2 separate regions of the Homo sapiens genome follow, and region 2 is linked to region 1. Evidence: chromatin loops called from intact Hi-C (ENCODE). Cell type or tissue: mammary epithelial cell. All regions are shown on one strand. Links, peaks and the distances in the headings refer to the core of each region. The heading gives the core; the rest is flanking DNA.

Region 1 (8,330 bases), core at 318-8,317:
ACCTCCCAGACTCAAGCGATTCTCCTGCCTCAGCCTCCCGAGTAGCTGGGACTATAGTCCTGCGCCACCACACCCAGCTATTTTTTGTTTTTTTAGTAGAGACGAAGTTTCACCATGTTGGCCAGGCTGGTCTTGAACTCCTGACCTCAAGTGATCCATCCACCTTGGCCTCCCAAAGTGCTGGGATTACAGGCATGAGCCACTGCACCCAGCCAAAGACTTCTTTCTGTGAAACTTCCTGGGGCCACCACTTTCCGTTACAGCTTTCATTCTCAAAGGAGTCTCAAGAATTCTGCAAAGAGGCTGCTTGCGGGTCTGTTGCCCAGAAGCAACCTGTCAGCGTTGACACTAAGACAACATGTGTGCTTTTGCTCCTGGCAAAGACTAATGGTTTGCTTATGGAAATAATAGGCGTCATTTATCAAATGTCTCCCATGTGCGAGGCACTGTGTTCAATATGTGACACCGTCCCTAGTCCGAACAACCTGTACCGTGAGTGATAATAACCTTGCCTTACAGATGCTGAAACTGGGACTCAGAGTTGTTAATCACTCATTCAGGGTCACACAGCCTATGTTGGCAGAGTAAGAGCCTGAACCCATGAATGCAGGGCTCCGGAGCCCAGAAGGGCCCTTCCCAGTGCTCCTGACTGCTGCTCCACTCAACTCATTCTTTCTAGGCTCTTGGCAAGGACTGTGCCATGCCAGAGAGAGAGAGAGATTGTGTGTGTGTGTGTGTGTGTGTGTGTGTGTGTGTGTGTGTGTGTGTGTTGGGGAAGTACTGTTTGGTTTGGGTTTTTTGCACTGACATGAGAAAGAATGGGGTGCTGGGTAATCTTTTTCAGGGTTGAGAGACGCTATAATGAAGGAAAGCTCAGCATCCTTGAGTTGGGGTAGATGTTGCCCATGACTCTGTGTCAGGCAGATGGCTTTTATTCATTCATTCCCAGATACTTCTGGATGGCTGTTTCGTAGGGAGCATTGTGTGTGGATGTCGTAAGTGATGGAAATGGATGGGGCAGGATGGCCATCTGGGAGCCTCTGCCTCCTTGGTCAGCCCTGCGTGTCCATGACTACAGCATAGGGAGGGGACTTGAGCCTCACTAGTAGGTTCTTTGAATATGTTGATTGGTTGTGCTGGAATGGATCGGTTCTCTCCACCACTTAAAGTTCAGCTTAGTTGTCATTCGTGTCCCCCCCCCCAAAATGACATAGGGCGTGGTGAGGCTGGTAGTGATTGTAAATATATGCTCGCTCCTGTTATAATCGTTTGGAAATTGACCCAGTACAGGGCATGTGGCATGAAAATGCAGGCCACCCCAATGGCCTGCCCCGGTGCCCTAACAGCAGAGCCCAGCAAACTTTGAGTACTTGTGAGGCCTCATCTCACCAACAGCTTTTTCTTTTCTGTTCCCTGTGCAGTACCTGCAGATGAAATGGCCCCTCCTCGATGTCCCCTCCAGCGCCACAGTCAAGGACACGAGGTCACCATCTCCAGCACACTTGGTAAGTCTGTTTCACCTTAAAGCACCAAAGGGCCACTATTAGTGGCCTCATCCCATGCCACTGCCTTCTGCCATCACGCTGAAGCAGATGGGGTCCAACAGTGTTTCCTCAAATGTGTGAGTACAGTGAGGAAGAGCTGAGTGCTTGGGGCTAACAATTGGGTTGTGACCTCAACACACACACCACACCGCCTCAGATGTTTTGTAATTGGAATAGCCGTCCCCCAACCCCCATGGCCCTGGCTGCTCACCCTGGTTCATCACAGAAGCCTGCCTGCGATCCTTCCCGGCTGCCATCTGAACCCGCTGCCCACTTCACGTGGGCAAGGGTGGCTTCTCTGTCCTGTTGAGGCTTACCCAGAATTGCCTCCTCTTCTCCCTCATAGCTGCCAGGCAATAGTTGAAGAGGCTCTTCTGTTTTTGTTTTTGTTTTTGTTTTTGTTTGTTTTTTGAGACGGAGTCTCGCTCTTTTGCCCAGGCTGGAGTGCAGTGGCACAATCTTGGCTCACTGCAACCTCTGCCTCCCAGGTTCAAGCGATTCTCCTGCCTCAGCCTCCCAAGTAGCTGGGACTACAGGCATGTGCCACCACGCCTGGCTAATTTTTGGTATTTTTAGTAGAGACGGTGTTTCACTGTGTTAGCCAGGATGGTCTCGATCTCCTGACCTCGTGATCCGCCAGCCTTGGCCTCCCAAAGTGCTGAGATTACAGGCATGAGCCACCGCGCCCGGCCGAAGAGGCTCTTCTGTACAGGATGTTATAGGAAAGAATTCAATAGGACGTATGCAAACAAATGCTCCTCAGGGCAGCCGAGCCTCTTCTGCCAGGCCCTGTGGCAATACCAGCTGGAAAGGAGGGTCTGGACAATCCTGGGAGACAGGAGCAGTGGATCCAAGCAGTACCTCTGGCCTCCTCAGGACATGCAAAGGACTGAAACCCAAAGCTGATAAGAGATGCTCCTGGAACAGAACCAGATATCCTACTTTCCTGGGCTTTTCCTGGGTGCTTGGGTCAACACTTGCCTTAAGATGCACTCACCCCACAAGCTAACTGGTGCTCGCCGACTGTACAGTGAGCCTCAGAATCAGGGAATGCGGTTAGAAGGGACCCTCATCCTGCATGACCTATGCATTTTACAGACGAGCAGACATAGGACTTCACTGTTACTGCCCTGTACTAGGTATTAGGCGTTGGGCTTCTATGATGTTTATTAAAGTTTAATTACAGAAAATTTTAAAGATGTATCAAAGTAGAGAGAATTACATAATGAATCCCCATGTTCCCTTCACCCAGAATTTCCCTCCTGCTACATAGGGGATTTAAAGTGAATCCCAGACATTACTTCATCTCATAGGACATTTTAAGAGATACTGATAGCTGGGCGCAGTGGCTCACGCCTGTAATCCCAGCACTTTGGGAGGCCGAGGTGGGCGGATCACGAGGTCAGGAGATCGATACCATCCTGGCTAACACGGTGAAACACCGTCTCTACTAAAAATACAAAAAATTAGCCAGGCGTGGTGGCGGGCGCCTGTAGTCCCAGCTACTAGGGAGGCTGAGGCAGGAGAATGGTGTGAACCCCGGAGGCGGAGCTGATAGTGAGCCGAGATCGCGCCACTGCACTCCAGCCTGGGTGACAGAGCGAGACTCTGTCTCAAAAAAAAAAAACTGATAATTCTTATTCATTAAAAGCTTAGAGTCTAGCAGAAGAGAAAGAAGATATGTGCAGAAAGCTAAATAAATAAGGGTGCAGGGAGCCTGTATGATTTCCAGTAATCAGGAGACCTGCTCCTGTGGAGCCCTTGGGAGTTTACAGTGGGATCTACAGTGGGATGCCACATGCAGCTCTCAGGTGATTGTCACAGCCATCACCAGGGAGTCAGGCAAGGATGACAGTGGAAGGAACCGTGAGTGCGGGACCAGCCATCCGGGAAAGGCAGCAGGTTCTGCAGCCAGTCGCCAAGGCACAAGCTGCTGTTGAACAAGCACTCCACACCTCAGGCATAAGCCAGGGTAGTGGCTTTGGCCCAGAGTCCCACTTGGGATAGCCAAGCACGAGGCGCGGGTGCCCTCTAGTGGTGCCAGTCAGCCCTGGTGGAGGATGTGCGGACCACATCTGCCCACCCTAGACCTGGCTCGTGCCCTGCACCTCCCCCCAGTGCAGCCATCTCTGTTTCAGATCTGTGCCTTCCTCTACCTCTCCTGTGCCGTCTGCCAGCCCACTCCTGAAGACCTGAGATGGCTGGGTCCTCTGTCTTAGTTTCTCTCTGCATATTGTCGCATCTCCATCTACTTTTCAAGAATGTTATTTCCCTTTAAAAACTAACACATGAGGCCGGGCGTGGTGGCTCACGCCTGTAATCCCAGCACTTTGGGAAGCTGAGGCAGGCAGATAACCTCAGGTCGAGAGTTCGAGACCAGCCTGACCAATGTGGAGAAATCCTGTCTCTACTAAAAATACAAAATTAGCCAGGCATGGTGGCGCATACCTGTAATCTCAACTACTCAGGAGGCTGAGGCAGGAGAATCGCCTGAACCCGGGAGGCAGAGGTTGCAGTGAGCCGAGATTGTGCCATTGAACCCCAGCCTGGGCAGCAAGAGCAAAACTCCATCTCAAAAAAAAAAAAAAAAAAATCGGCGTGGTGGTACGCGCCTGTAATCCCAGCTATTTGTGAGGCTGAGGCAGGAGAATTGCTTGAACCCAGGAGGTGGAAGTTGCAGTGAGCTGAGATTGCACCACTGCACTCCAGCCTGGGCAACAGAGCAAGACTCTGTGACTCAAAAAACAAACAAACAAAAAAAAAAACTAACATATAGTGGCCAGGTATGGTGGCTCATGCCTTTAATCTCAACACTTTGGGAGGCCAAGGAGGGAGGATTGCTTGAGGCCAGGAGTTTGAGACCAGTCTGGGCAACATGGTGAGATCTCTACAAAAAAGACGGAGTTTTGCTCTTGTTGCTCAGGCTGGAGTGCAATGGCGCGATCTTGGCTCACCACAACCTCTGCCTCCTGGGTTCAAGCGATTCTCCTGCCTCAGCCTTCCAAGTAGCTGGGATTACAGGCATGTGCCACTATGCCCGGCTACCTTTGTATTTTTAATAGAGACAGGGTTTCTCCACGTTGGTCAGACTGGTCTCAAACTCCCAACCTCAGGTGATCCACCCTCCTCGGCCTCCCAAAGTGCTGGGATTACAGGCGTGAGCCACTGCGCCTGGCCAAAATTTTTAAAATTAGCCAGATGCAGTCATTCACACCTATAGTCCCATTTACTCAGGAGGCTGAGCTGGGAGTTCGGAGCTGCAGTGAGCCATGATTGTGCCACTGCACTCTAGCCTGGGTGACAGAGTGAGACCCTGTCGTGAACAAAAAAACAAAACTAACACGTGTACTCTGAGTTTCCCATTCTTCCTTTTGCACAGAGCAATCCTCTGAGAAATGAAAGAAAAACCCTGTGTTCAGCCTTCCTGTTCCTGTGAGCACCGTCCTGTTTCTTTTTTATTGTTTACCGCCTGACTTCCCACACCTCTGTCACCTCCTTTATTCTGCCACTCCACTGCAGCCCGGCTTAGCGCTTCAGTCACCATCGAATAACTAACTCCACTCATTTTCCTGCTTTTTTGCAACACAGCCGACAGCCAAGGCCTGACTACTCTCTGCTTCCTGTAAATCTTATCATTGACTCCAAGATACTGTATTAATACACATAATCAGTTGTTTGTCTTTTTGAAGCTTCCATTTTCTTTCTAGACTTTTATTCAAATAAATCAACTCTTCATCATCACTTATTCCTCTCAATGTTTGTGACAGAAAAAATATATAAAATCCCATCAAGAGAGCTGTAGAACTCTCAAGAAAGTTCTACACCCGTAGTTCCAACTGCCAAACAAACATCTAACCATTGCAGATGTGTGCTCTGCAAATAATAACTCAGCATTGTGGTGGAGCAGGGGTCCCTTATTTTGTCTAAGGGCAGAGAAGCATGAACCGTTGCCACACATGGCATTATAGATAGCAACATGGATAGTTTTCTAGTAAATTTTATATTACCGTAGTCTATATTATAATATAGCAAAGCAGACACAGGCCTCAAAAACTTAAGGAACATTTATGGGAGAAAATCTTAACTGGGAATTCAACAGATGGGGAGAAGACCATCATTCTCAGTTTTTGAGGCAGAGCATCTCATTCCAACGAGAGGTGTGTACGTGCAGGAGCAAAACCTGAGACACCCGGGGAGGAGGGTATATGAGTGGGAGGCTGTATAATACACTTGGTTGCAATCCCAGATCCACCTCTTTCTATTTATGCAGCTCCAAGCAAATTACCTCATCTCTCTTTGCCTTGGTTTCCTCATCTATTAAATGGGGATTAGAAGAGACTGACTTCATAGAGTCGTTGTGCGAAAATGAGCCAGTGTATTGTAATGAGTCTAGAATTGTGCCTCTACCACAAAATAAGTCCTCAATAACTATTAGCTTACTACTCCCAGCGTCACCACCACCACTACCGCTACCTCTACTATTATTAAATGAGAGGGAAAGAACAACGAAAATACTGTTTAATTAGCAAAACTAAGAGGTAATGAGGGCCTGAATTAGGTGCCAGAACAAATGGACAGATTGCAGAGGTAACAGAGATAATGAGCCTATAGAATTTAGCATCTAATCCCCCAAGGATATGATTTAATTGGTCTGGGGTGCGGCTGGTATCTTAGTTTTTAAGCTCCCCAGGAGATTCCAAGGGGCAGCCAGAGTCGAGGATCATTGTTGTAATTGCAAATCACAAACCAGAGGCGGAGTGGAAGGAGGACCTAGAGACATCCCAGTTTACTCCATGCGGCTCTCCAGGCTAGACGTGTGAGCAGAACTTGAAGGTTTTTCGGAGGGAGTCACAGAGGTTTGGACACCGGCTTTTTTGTTAAAATACTTGAGATTATGAAATGTATTTTAGAGTCAGGAGTAAAATATTTAAGGTGAGGTTTGCCCTGGGAGTAGAGCAAGCGAAGGAAACAGCCTGCATACTTGCAGAGATTTAGTGAGTCATGTAGAAGCTGCCTAACAAGGAAGTATGTCTAAGCAAGTCACAACTGGGCCCGGGTGCGGGATGAAGTTAAGTGCTTAATAATTTGGACTTTACACCTTCAAAACAAGCTCTAAAGACTAACAGTAACATTGTATAAGCAACTATTTGTAAGATCCGATCAGTGTAATTTCATCACTTGCAGATTATTATCCAGACCCCTCACCATGGCCCCACATGCCAGGTGCCTGTCTTCCCTCCAGTGTCCCCCAGGAGCACTGTGTCCAGCCACGCAAAACACATATATGCCCCTCTAGAATATAAGCAACACGAAGACAGGAATCGCATCTGAGCGCCTGTTGTAATGCTCGGGAGCATTTGTTGAATGAATGGAAGAATGAATGGTCTGGTAAAAAGTTAATACCCCTTCTCTACCCACATTTACCCAAGATCCAACCCCTTTTTTCATTCAGAACTGTTTTTTAATTTTAAAAAATCTTTTTTTGAAACCGTAAAAGTAATGCATGCACTGTGTAGAACTCTTGGGAAAATGCCAGAAAGCACAGAAAAAGATCTATAATCCCACAACCCACAAACATTTTGTTAAATAGTATTTCAGTCTGGAGTGTGTGTGTGTGTGTGTGTGTGTGTGTGTGTATACTTATAACTTGCTCTCTGATGACCAAAATGCTTCCTGTCCAGGTAGATGCCTAATAAATTCTGCTGAGTTACAGGCAAATGGGGCCAGAGACCCAGAGACCAGGAGACAAATAATCCAGATAACTTGGAAATGGTTGCAGTTCTCCAAAACTTTAGAGTGACTTAATCCAGCTTTTTGGAAAATGGTCAGATATTCAGGGGTTTTTTAATGCAAATTTTAGCTGTTAGGCTGAGCATCCAGAATCAGAAAAGGGACCTAGAGAGTAAGGAGTTGAGGGATAGAGGAAGGTGTAGAGAAAAATCTAGATGAGGTTAGTGCAAAGGCAGAAATATCTACCACCTTTGAAACTTTGCCACCTCTCTCTTCCTGGTTGCCTTTTATTTAAACATTTTAAAAATAGATAGACATAGATGGTTTCCAGTTGTTTGTTTGTTTTGAGACAGTCTCACTGTTGCCCAGGCTGGAGTGCAGTGGCACAAACTCAGCTCACTGCAACCTCCACCTCCTGGGTTCAAGAGATTCTCCTGCCTCAGCCTCCCGAGTACCTGGGATTACAGGTATTCACCACCACGCCCAGCTAATTTTTTTGTATTTTTAGTAGAGACGGGGTTTCATCATGTTGGCTAGGCTGGTCTGGCACTCCTGGCCTCACGGGATCCGCGCACCTCAGCCTCCCAAAGTGCTGGGATTACAGGCACGAGCCACCACGCCTAGCCCAGTTTTTTTTTTTTTTTCTCCGAGACAGAGTCTCACTATGTCGCCCAGGCTGGAGTGCAGTGGTGCGATCTCAGCTCACTGCAACTTTCACACTCCGGGTTCAAGCAATTCTCCCTGCCTCAGCCTCCCAAGTAGCTGGGATTACAGGCGCCTGCCACCACACATGGCTAATTTTTGTATTTTTTTAGTAGAGACGGGGTTTCACCATGATAGCCAGGCTGGTCTTGAACTCCTGACCTCAGGTGATCTGCCCGCCTTGGCCTCCCAAAGTGCTGGAATTACAGGCGTGAGCCACCTCACCCGGCCCCAGTTTTTAAGCTAAAGTTAGCATCCTGTGCATATATTTGTATACGTGTGCGCTTTTCCCCCCATTTAAAAAAAATTAGAGTTAGGGTCTCGCTATGTTGCTCAGGCTGGCCTTGCACTCCT
Region 2 (8,330 bases), core at 212-8,211, 99 kb before region 1:
CACCCCGAATGGCTTAGCACAATACAAGTTGATTTCTCTCCCCATCACGGTCCAATGCAAGTCTGCATCAGCACTGCCTGTTCATTCAGGAACCCAGATCTCCCTGTCTAAGAGCTCTGCTGTCTTCCTGAGTGGTGGCTCCCACTTGGAGTGTCAGAATCACCTGAGGACTTGTGAAAATACATTGCTGGGTCCCCACCTCCAGAGGAAAGGTCCTGAGAATCTGCATTGCCAACAAGTTCTCAGAGGATGCCGATGCTGCTGGTCCAGGGAGCGCACTGAGAATCCCCGCTCTAGGGCTTCGTGGTTCCTCACTAGAGCTTCTGCTTCAAGGGGTGAGAGAGCAGAAGTCAGACACAATGGCCCCACTTCACTCCAAGGAAGCCTGAGAAATGTAGTCCTTTTGTGCACCCAGGAGGAAAATCAAATGGTATTGTCTGTGCCACAGTGAAAAGGGGCAGCACAGAGCCGGGTTTAACCTGGTATCTGCCTGAAATACTAGATATCAAAATGCATTTCAAATGGATGGGCAAGTCAGCCAAGAGTGTCACTGACTCATAGGCATACATGCCTTTCAAGAAGGCAGATCATGAATGGAGGTCATTACTAATGTATAACTTGTCCTATTGTGCTAGCACCAAGGGGAGTCACCTAGGACTTGGGTTCCTAGGATGGATGGCCCGTGGTGTCCCTAGTCCAAGCTTTATATCCTAGGCCTAGGGAAGAATGCGTCAGACAGTAGTCAGATCATCATTGGACCTGATGGACTTTGCTTCTGACATTTCCATGATTTTGACATGTCTTTCTTGGTGTCTTTGCTGCCTGGTGTCTCTCAGAGCCCATAACCCTGCTGGCTTGAATAAGGCAGTAGGTGTTTTATATTCAGAATCTTAGCCATGGTGAATAAGCATGTCATATATAGTTCAGCCCTGATTTTGGGGAAAATCATCGGGCGAGTCAGCAAGTTTATGTCTGTGCCGAGCATTCTGGAGGATGTAAGAGAACATGACTCCAGGCTGTTTGGAGAGGCAAAAGCAACCCAAATAAAGTAAGTGAGGACTTAGTGCAGACTGCAAGTGTATTAGCCAGAGGTGGCATTACAGAGCCCAGCTCAGGATACGGAATGGCTCCAGCAACTCTGTACTGCTCAACCCACTTCTGGAGCTTCAGGCTTAGTTCTAGGAGCTGCAGTTTCACCAGGACTTAGACAAACAGATGATAGCAAGGGTCTGGGAGGCCTCTGCCTGGAGAAGAGGGAAAGTCAAGGGGCATTTCAGCCATTGAAATCTTTGTAAAGTTGGGTCGTGGTTGTGGGAAGAGAGGTGATACAAGGTGTCATTCCAGGAAGGAAAGCTAGGCCTAAGTTCTCTCCTCTTCTCAGTGGAGTGAGGTTGTTTTTTGTCTTGGGGTATGTAGGCACCAGAACTGTTCACACAGTTTGGCAGATTTCATGTTAAGGAAATGACTTTGGGAAGAAAAGGAGGTGTCCATGTGGGTTAGAAATCTGGAAGGGCATTTTCCATGGAGCGAGCCTTTAGCCAAGCTCTAAAGGCCAGGTAGGATTTGGGTGAGCAGGAGGAGAGGACGCTGCAGTCAGCAGATGGGCAGTGAGGCGGGGAAGAAAGGCGGAACCAGGCCTGGTATCAGAGCTGGGGCTGGCAGGGGAGAGGCAGTGTTCGGGAAAGTGGAGTCCGCCTGAAGATTGTGGGACCTTCCGTGGGGAAGGTAACCCGGAAGCAGTTTCAGATTGGGTATTGGAGGAGAATGAGCGGACAAGGAGCAAATTTAAGAGCCAGCTTTCAGGAAATAGGTCTATAGTCCTTGGTGGTTCTGGTGTCTAGATGATGCTGGTGATTATGAAGTCTCTTTGCAGCCCCAGCCCTTGGAGCATGCAGGTGGAAGGCCAGATTCCTCACCTGGAGAGCTCCGCAGAAGATGATCTCATCAACCTACCCTTTTCTTGGCCCATCTTCATGGTGTGTAAGGACAAGGCTGCAGCACTTGGACCCTCTCTCAGGGGATGCTGCTGTGCTTAGACTGAGGTGGCCCTGCTGATGTTCCCTGCCCTTGGTATAGGGGCGGGACAAGGCTAGGGAAACTAACGGCTGTGCTCCCCTCTCTTCTACCTGGGCTAGGTCTTTGCTGTTCAGTTTGGCCAGGCGGGCTGGGCTGTCACATGAGTGATCCCTTCTGATCCTCACAGCACCCTTACAAGGCAAAGACTCTTAGCAGCCAATCTGTTTTGTTTCTGACTGAAACAAGCTCAGAGAGTCAAGGGCCTGGCCCAGGGTGTCACAGCAAAGTTCAGTGACAGGTTCTACCTGTGTCTTAGTTCTCTGACTCCACATCTAGAGCTTGTTCTCTTCCACCATTCAAGATCTTTTATAGCCCCAGATGAAGAATTTCATGTTTCTTAGGAAAGTGACTACCTGGGCAAGGACTTAGCGACGCCTGAGAAATTAGCTTCAGGAGAGTGTGCCCTAGTAATGATAAGTGACGTAATAACCAGCCTGTATTGAGGGTCTACTCTGTGCCAGGCCAGCGTTTGAACTCATGAATCTGCATCACAGCATTTTTTTTTTTAAGAGATGGTGTGTTGCTCTGTCACCCAGGCTGGAGTGCAGTGGTGCTATCGTAGCTCACTGTAGCCTCAAACTCCTAGGCTAAAGCGATCCCCCTGCCTCAGCCACCCCATTAGCTGGGACTACAAGCAAGTGCCACCACACTCAGCAACATCACGTCTTACAGAAGAGGAAATGGGAGGCACAGAGAAGAGAGAGGTTAAATGAGCTGTCTGGGGTCACACAGGTAGAGCCAGTCTCAAGCAGGAGCCAGCCGATAGTCTCACACTGAACCACAGGGCAGCCAGAGCTCCTCATGGAAGCTCGCTTGTTTATGTGGCCCAGCTCCAGAGAGGGTTGTCCTGTCTATCTCTGCTTGTGGGTTTTCTGGGGAGGCTGCATTGGAGAGAGAGGATGTGTCTCAGCCTGACACACCACACTCTGCTGAGGTTGTGGCAGTCCCTGGCTTGGGGTTAGGACATCTTAGGAAGTGGCAGCTCACGCCTGTGGCGGGTTTTTGTGATGGGCTGATAGAGAGGAAGGTGGTCAGAACTGGGAGGGCCCTCACTGTGCGGGTAGCCCCATGTTGGTGGAGGCCTCCTAGTCTGTTTGTATGCACTGCTGCCTCATTTAACTTGAGACTTAGATCCTCGGAGCAGCCTGCCAGGAGATACGAGTTTACCTCCCAGTCAGGAGACAACACAGGGGATTTTTTTTTTTTTTTTTTTTTTTTGAGACGGAGTCTCGCTCTGTCGCCTAGGCTGGAGTGCAGTGGTGCAATCTCGGCTCACTGCAAGCTCTGCCTCCCAGGTTCACTCCGTTCTCCTGCCTCAGCCTCCCGAGTAGCTGGGACTACAGGTGCCTGCCACCACGCCTGGCTAGTTTTTTGTATTTTTTAGTAGAGACGGGGTTTCATCGTGTTAGCCAGGATGGTCTCAATCTCCTGACCTCGTGATCCGCCTGCCTCGGCCTCCCAGAGTGCTGGGATTACAAGCGTGAGCCACCGCGCCCGGCCGCAGGGGACTTTATTTTAGAGCCCGATCAAAGTAACATGGAAAAGCTAAAGGTTCTCTGAGCTGCAGTGGCTCCTCCTTTCCATGAGGGGGCGCCATCCAGAGTCAGCGCTTCCTCTGAACACATCCCACTTGAATGGGACAGGCAGCCATGGTAGCCATAGAGCATATGGGCCCACACTGCTTGCATTTAAATTTTCACTCCTGTTGTTTCCATGATGAGCATTCCTCAGGTTCTATGCCATAAATTTATAATTTGGGAAATATGGTCACCATTACCATATGGCTCCCATTGTGTCTTCTAATTTAGCAAAGATGATAAATTTGTTTCCTGAAAATTTTAGGGTTAAAAGCATTCAATTGGATTTGATTCGTTGGGAGTTGGTGATGTGCCTGATGTATCTGTAACAGGAATATCCCATTCTTCAACCATGCTGCACACAGAGTTAGGAGTCCCAAAGAAGGCATTTGCCTGAATAATTCCATAAAACGTGTATGTAAAAGAAGTCATAAACGGAGGAAGGAAAATACTAGGTAGGTAATAAAGACATTTTTCATACTTTTATCCTGTTTGGAATATAAATTCTTTGTTCTCAGCTAGATTTGTACTGTACTAATGAGGAAAGGTAAACAACAACGAACTGCCACCCTTTGACATGTATATACACTCCTTTTCTTTGCATGTGAGTTGGTGGATACCATGTATAAATGTCTGCACATGTTGGCTGAGTGTAGTTTGGTGAACATACTCCGTCCCCTGCCCCCAGCCCTGACTAAGATGCAGCACCAGATACACATTTTGGAAGAACTGACCTTATTGTTGTCAAGTAGGTGGAACTTGTCAGAACGTCATCTTTTTCCTCTTACCCCTCCCACCCTCATTCATTCTCCAAGTGCCCTTTTCATTTCACTTCCTTTTAGATCCTCCTCTCAGCTGTCAGCTAAAGAAGACCTGATACTCTGATTCACCCCAAGATTCAAAGCTCTCATTTCTTATCTCTCCCAGAAGAATTTTCTGGATGAGCCTTTAAGCCAAAGGTATGACTGTCTAATAGCGGAATTTCAGTCATCTGGGACAGACTAGATGGGGAGATGTTAAGGAAAGAGACTCTTCCTGGTGTACCCAGAATTATAGAACTCAGATGTCCTCATGTGCCCTGTGTTTCTTGCTAAAAGTTGTATAGTTTTGTGTTTTACATTGAAGTCTTAAGTCTTACATTTAAGATCCATTTTGAGTTACTTTTCATATAAGGTGTAATGTTTAGGTTGAGGTTGATTTTTTTCCCCCTCCTGTAGATGTCCACTTGCTGTAGCACACTTTGTTGAAAGGACTACCTCTCACCATTGAATTGTTTTTACACCTTTGTAAAAAAGCAAGTGGGCAATTTGTGTTCTCTATTGTGTTCCATTGATCTCCATGTCTAGCCCTCTACCAAGACCATGCTGTCACAGTTACTGGAGCTATATAGTAAGCCTTAACACTGGGAAGAGAGATTCCTTTATTCTTTTTCAAAATAGTTTTGGCTCTTCTAGGGCCTTTCTCTTATGTTCACAAGGAAACTTATACATGTGAATGTTCATAACACCTTCATTCAAAATAGCCTCAATCTGGAAACTATCCAGATGTTCTTCAGTGGTGTATGGTTGACCAAACTGTGGTATATCTATACCATGGAATACAGCAATAAAAAAGAAAAAATTATTGATCACATGCAACAATATAGGCGAGCCTCAAGGAAATGATGCTGAACGAAAAAGTCAGTCTCCAAAGGTTATATACTGCATTTGCCATTTATATAACATTCGTGAAATGACAAAATTATAGCGAGGGGGAACAGATGAGTGGTTGCCAGGTGCTAGGGATGAGGGGAATAAGGGATAGGTGTTGCTCAAAAGGGGTAGCATGAGAGAATCTGGTGGTAATGGTACAGTTTAGTATTTTGATTGTGGTTGTTACACAAAGCTACACATGTGACAAAATTACATAGGGCTACACATACACACACACACACGAGTGTTTGTAAAACTGGTGAAATCTGAGAAAGTTCTGTGGAGTGTGCCAATCTCAATATCCTAGTTTTGATAGCATGCTAGTTAGCTATGCAAGACGTTAACATCGGGGGAGGCTAGGCTAGATGCTTGGAACCTCCCTGTACACTTTTTTTCCAACTTCCTATGAATCTATAATCATTTTGAAATAAAAAGTTAAAACAATATTACATTCTGTTTATGTCACATCAAGAATGGCAAACCTGTAAAAATATGGACATACAGTTGCCTCTGCAAAAGGAGGCTTCATCTGATTTCATAACATTTTATTTGTTTAGAAAAACCTGGTCTTGAAGCAAACATAACAAAATGTTAACATTTGTGAATTTAGGATGATGGATTTTATTTGTTGTGTTTTTCCCTGTCCTTTATTATGTGTTTGAATCATTCCATTATTTAAAAAATAAAATAAATGTAAACAAAAGCAATAATTATGCCAGGGTATGTATCTCCCTGGTATCTTGGTCCACTCACAAAAGTGGTCTGAATGTTTAATATTTCCTTAGTAAAACTGCTACTTGGTCACAGGCTTCTCTCCATGAATTACTAACTCCGGGTTGGGAAGCCTAAGAACATAATCCATCTTTTTTATTATGACAAGCTAATTTAATTTTAATTGCTCCTTATAGTATTGCATTATGAGGAGGAACTATCTTTAATTATCTTTTTGGGGGGGTGTTTCTAAAGTAATGTGATCTCAGAAGCAGAGCATCGTCCCTTCCAAAGTAGCCACCTGACTGTGAACTTAAAATATTTGTGTGCAACAGTGTAAATAGACTTCTCTGCTCCTCCAACTGGTGGAGGCTGCCCTTCCCCCCGAAGCAATTAAAAGAATTCCAGATGGGTGATTCTCCCCTTCCTGGTCCTATTTAAAAATACAAGTGTCGCTTCGGGGATTTTTTTTTTCCTGGAATATACCAAGTGAGTGACACAAGAATTGGGACTCTCCATTCCTGATTTAAATATTGGCCGTGTCCTTTCGAGATCATTTTTCTTGGTGACATGTTAGACAATCTCAGGTCAGTCTGTGTCCTTAAAGATCACTGTGGGTGTCAGGAATGCTGCTTACAGATGTACATGATGGGCACATGGAGGCGCCCTTCAGGGCCTTTGGCTCAGATCCCCATCCTGCTCTTAAAGAAAAGGGCATTCTGTTATTTATTTGTTGGATTTTAATTTCTGCCTCTAGCCCTCTAAGGCTTCTCCATGTAGTGCCATCCTCTGCTGCTGTTACCACCATCAGGGGTGGGGGTAGGGGTGCTGTACAGTTGGCGGCCAGAGGATGCCATTGAAAAGTGGAGAAGTCTTCACACTGCTCTTTGTGGAAGGACGGCCTCCCTTCCCGTGGGCAAACCCCGGGGCTGGAGCCCTCCCAGCTGCCCAGTGGCTTTTGTGTGTGTGCAGCTTTCAGCTCCTGTCCATCAGGCTGAAAGGGCCCATTCAGGGGCATTCATGCGCCTCCGAGACCCCGGCCGCCTGGACACAATCAGCTGAGAGGGGCGCTGCGAGCCTTGCACATGAGAATGCGCCCACTCGGCCTGCCTCCAATTGTTTGGAGAAGCCCAGGGCCCGGGAGTGAGCCCAGAGGAATGACACTGGACAGCCACTTGGGGTTCATTCATTCTGTGCACTTGGAGCCTCTGGAAGGGAGGGGTGGGAATACCTTGCAGTGAGCTGGGAATGAGCAAGTTCAGGGCTGCTAGGGCTTATCTTTGGTCCTGACCTTCAGCTTTTATCTTTGTGTACACCTCTTGGAGCCCCTGCTTAAGGGTAGAGACCTTGTCTTCTTTATCTTTATAGTCCCACATACCTGAGGCACTCAGTAAGTCCTTGTTGAAGGAGTGAACTACATTGCTGCTCCTTTCATATAGCCCCAGGCACACTGATGTACTTTACTGTCCTTTGAAGAGGCCACAGAATATTTTGCCTCTTGGGGTGTGATCACCTTACTGAAAAGACTGGGCTCACCTCTTAGGTCAAGGAGAGTAGACTTTGAGATCTTGGAGGGACGAAGGACATTTTCAAGGTGGGAAGTTGCCGTAGAACAGAGTGCTGATGGCCAGGGATCTGCATTTGGAATTTGAGAGGCTGAGTAAGGAGCACCATAGGCCTCTGCAGAGGCCAGTCTTGGGTGGCTGGTTTGCAGGAAAGGGCAGGACCTGGTGCTGACTTGGAACCAGTTGGTGGTAGATGTGGAGATGGGAGAATGGACTTCATGGACACTTACCATATGGCAGCCAACACCCTGGGAACCTCTGGCACCTGATGACTGACCTAGGAACATGGGGGAATGAAAAGCACAGGCCAAGATGCTAAGGAGCCTTTGTGTTTCTTAGTTTTACAAAATTGTGTTTAAGGATCACAGCAGCAGCAGTCACAGTAGTAGCCAAAGAGATAGTAGAATCTTCTATTTATTGGGAACTTACTGGACTAAGAGCTTTGTACATAATACTTCACTGACTTAAGCTGTTCTGTTGTTATATACACCCACGTATGAGTGGTAAGTGCTGCAGGCATTTTAAGGTAGGAAAGGTTATTATTCCCATTTATGGACGCAATACCTGAGGCTCAGAAATATTAAGTGGCTTCCCAAGGTGAGTGGCAGAGCTTCAGTGGAAACGGGGGCTTAGGCTCTTAGCAACTGAGGCGAGGGCTGCTGCCAGCATTAATGACTCTGGTGCAGTGAACTGAGTTATCTTTATAATTT

The links. A loop is a pair of places that touch in the nucleus more often than their neighbours do. Peaks named below come from ENCODE experiments on the same cell type or tissue, not always from the same donor. Only the 100,000 strongest peaks of a DNase experiment are listed, where the experiment ranks them.
Region 2: a loop joins it to region 1, with 2.0 times the contacts of the local background. A loop is called at or near these places in 6 of 110 quality-filtered maps.

What each region holds. Positions count from the first base shown.
Region 1 is chr2:85,282,074-85,290,403 of GRCh38, forward strand. TCF7L1 (transcription factor 7 like 1) reads left to right here. Exons shown (of 12, transcript NM_031283.3): 4 at 1,422-1,505. Among named protein-coding and RNA genes, the nearest start is that of TGOLN2, 42 kb to the right of the region's middle. RefSeq lists a silencer at 3,551-3,620 and an enhancer at 7,877-8,330. In mammary epithelial cell, for the core only: a CTCF peak has its summit at 3,577 (motif pointing left); DNase peaks (open chromatin) are centred at 3,538 and 6,448; H3K27ac peaks cover 2,991 bases.
Region 2 is chr2:85,182,691-85,191,020 of GRCh38, forward strand. The region is part of intron 3 of TCF7L1 (transcription factor 7 like 1); the gene reads left to right. TCF7L1-IT1 (TCF7L1 intronic transcript 1) reads left to right here and starts at 3,719. Exons shown (of 2, transcript NR_046797.1): 1 at 3,719-4,108; 2 at 4,496-4,563. RefSeq lists an enhancer at 7,101-7,602. In mammary epithelial cell, for the core only: a CTCF peak has its summit at 3,660 (motif pointing right); no DNase peak of the experiment used is centred there.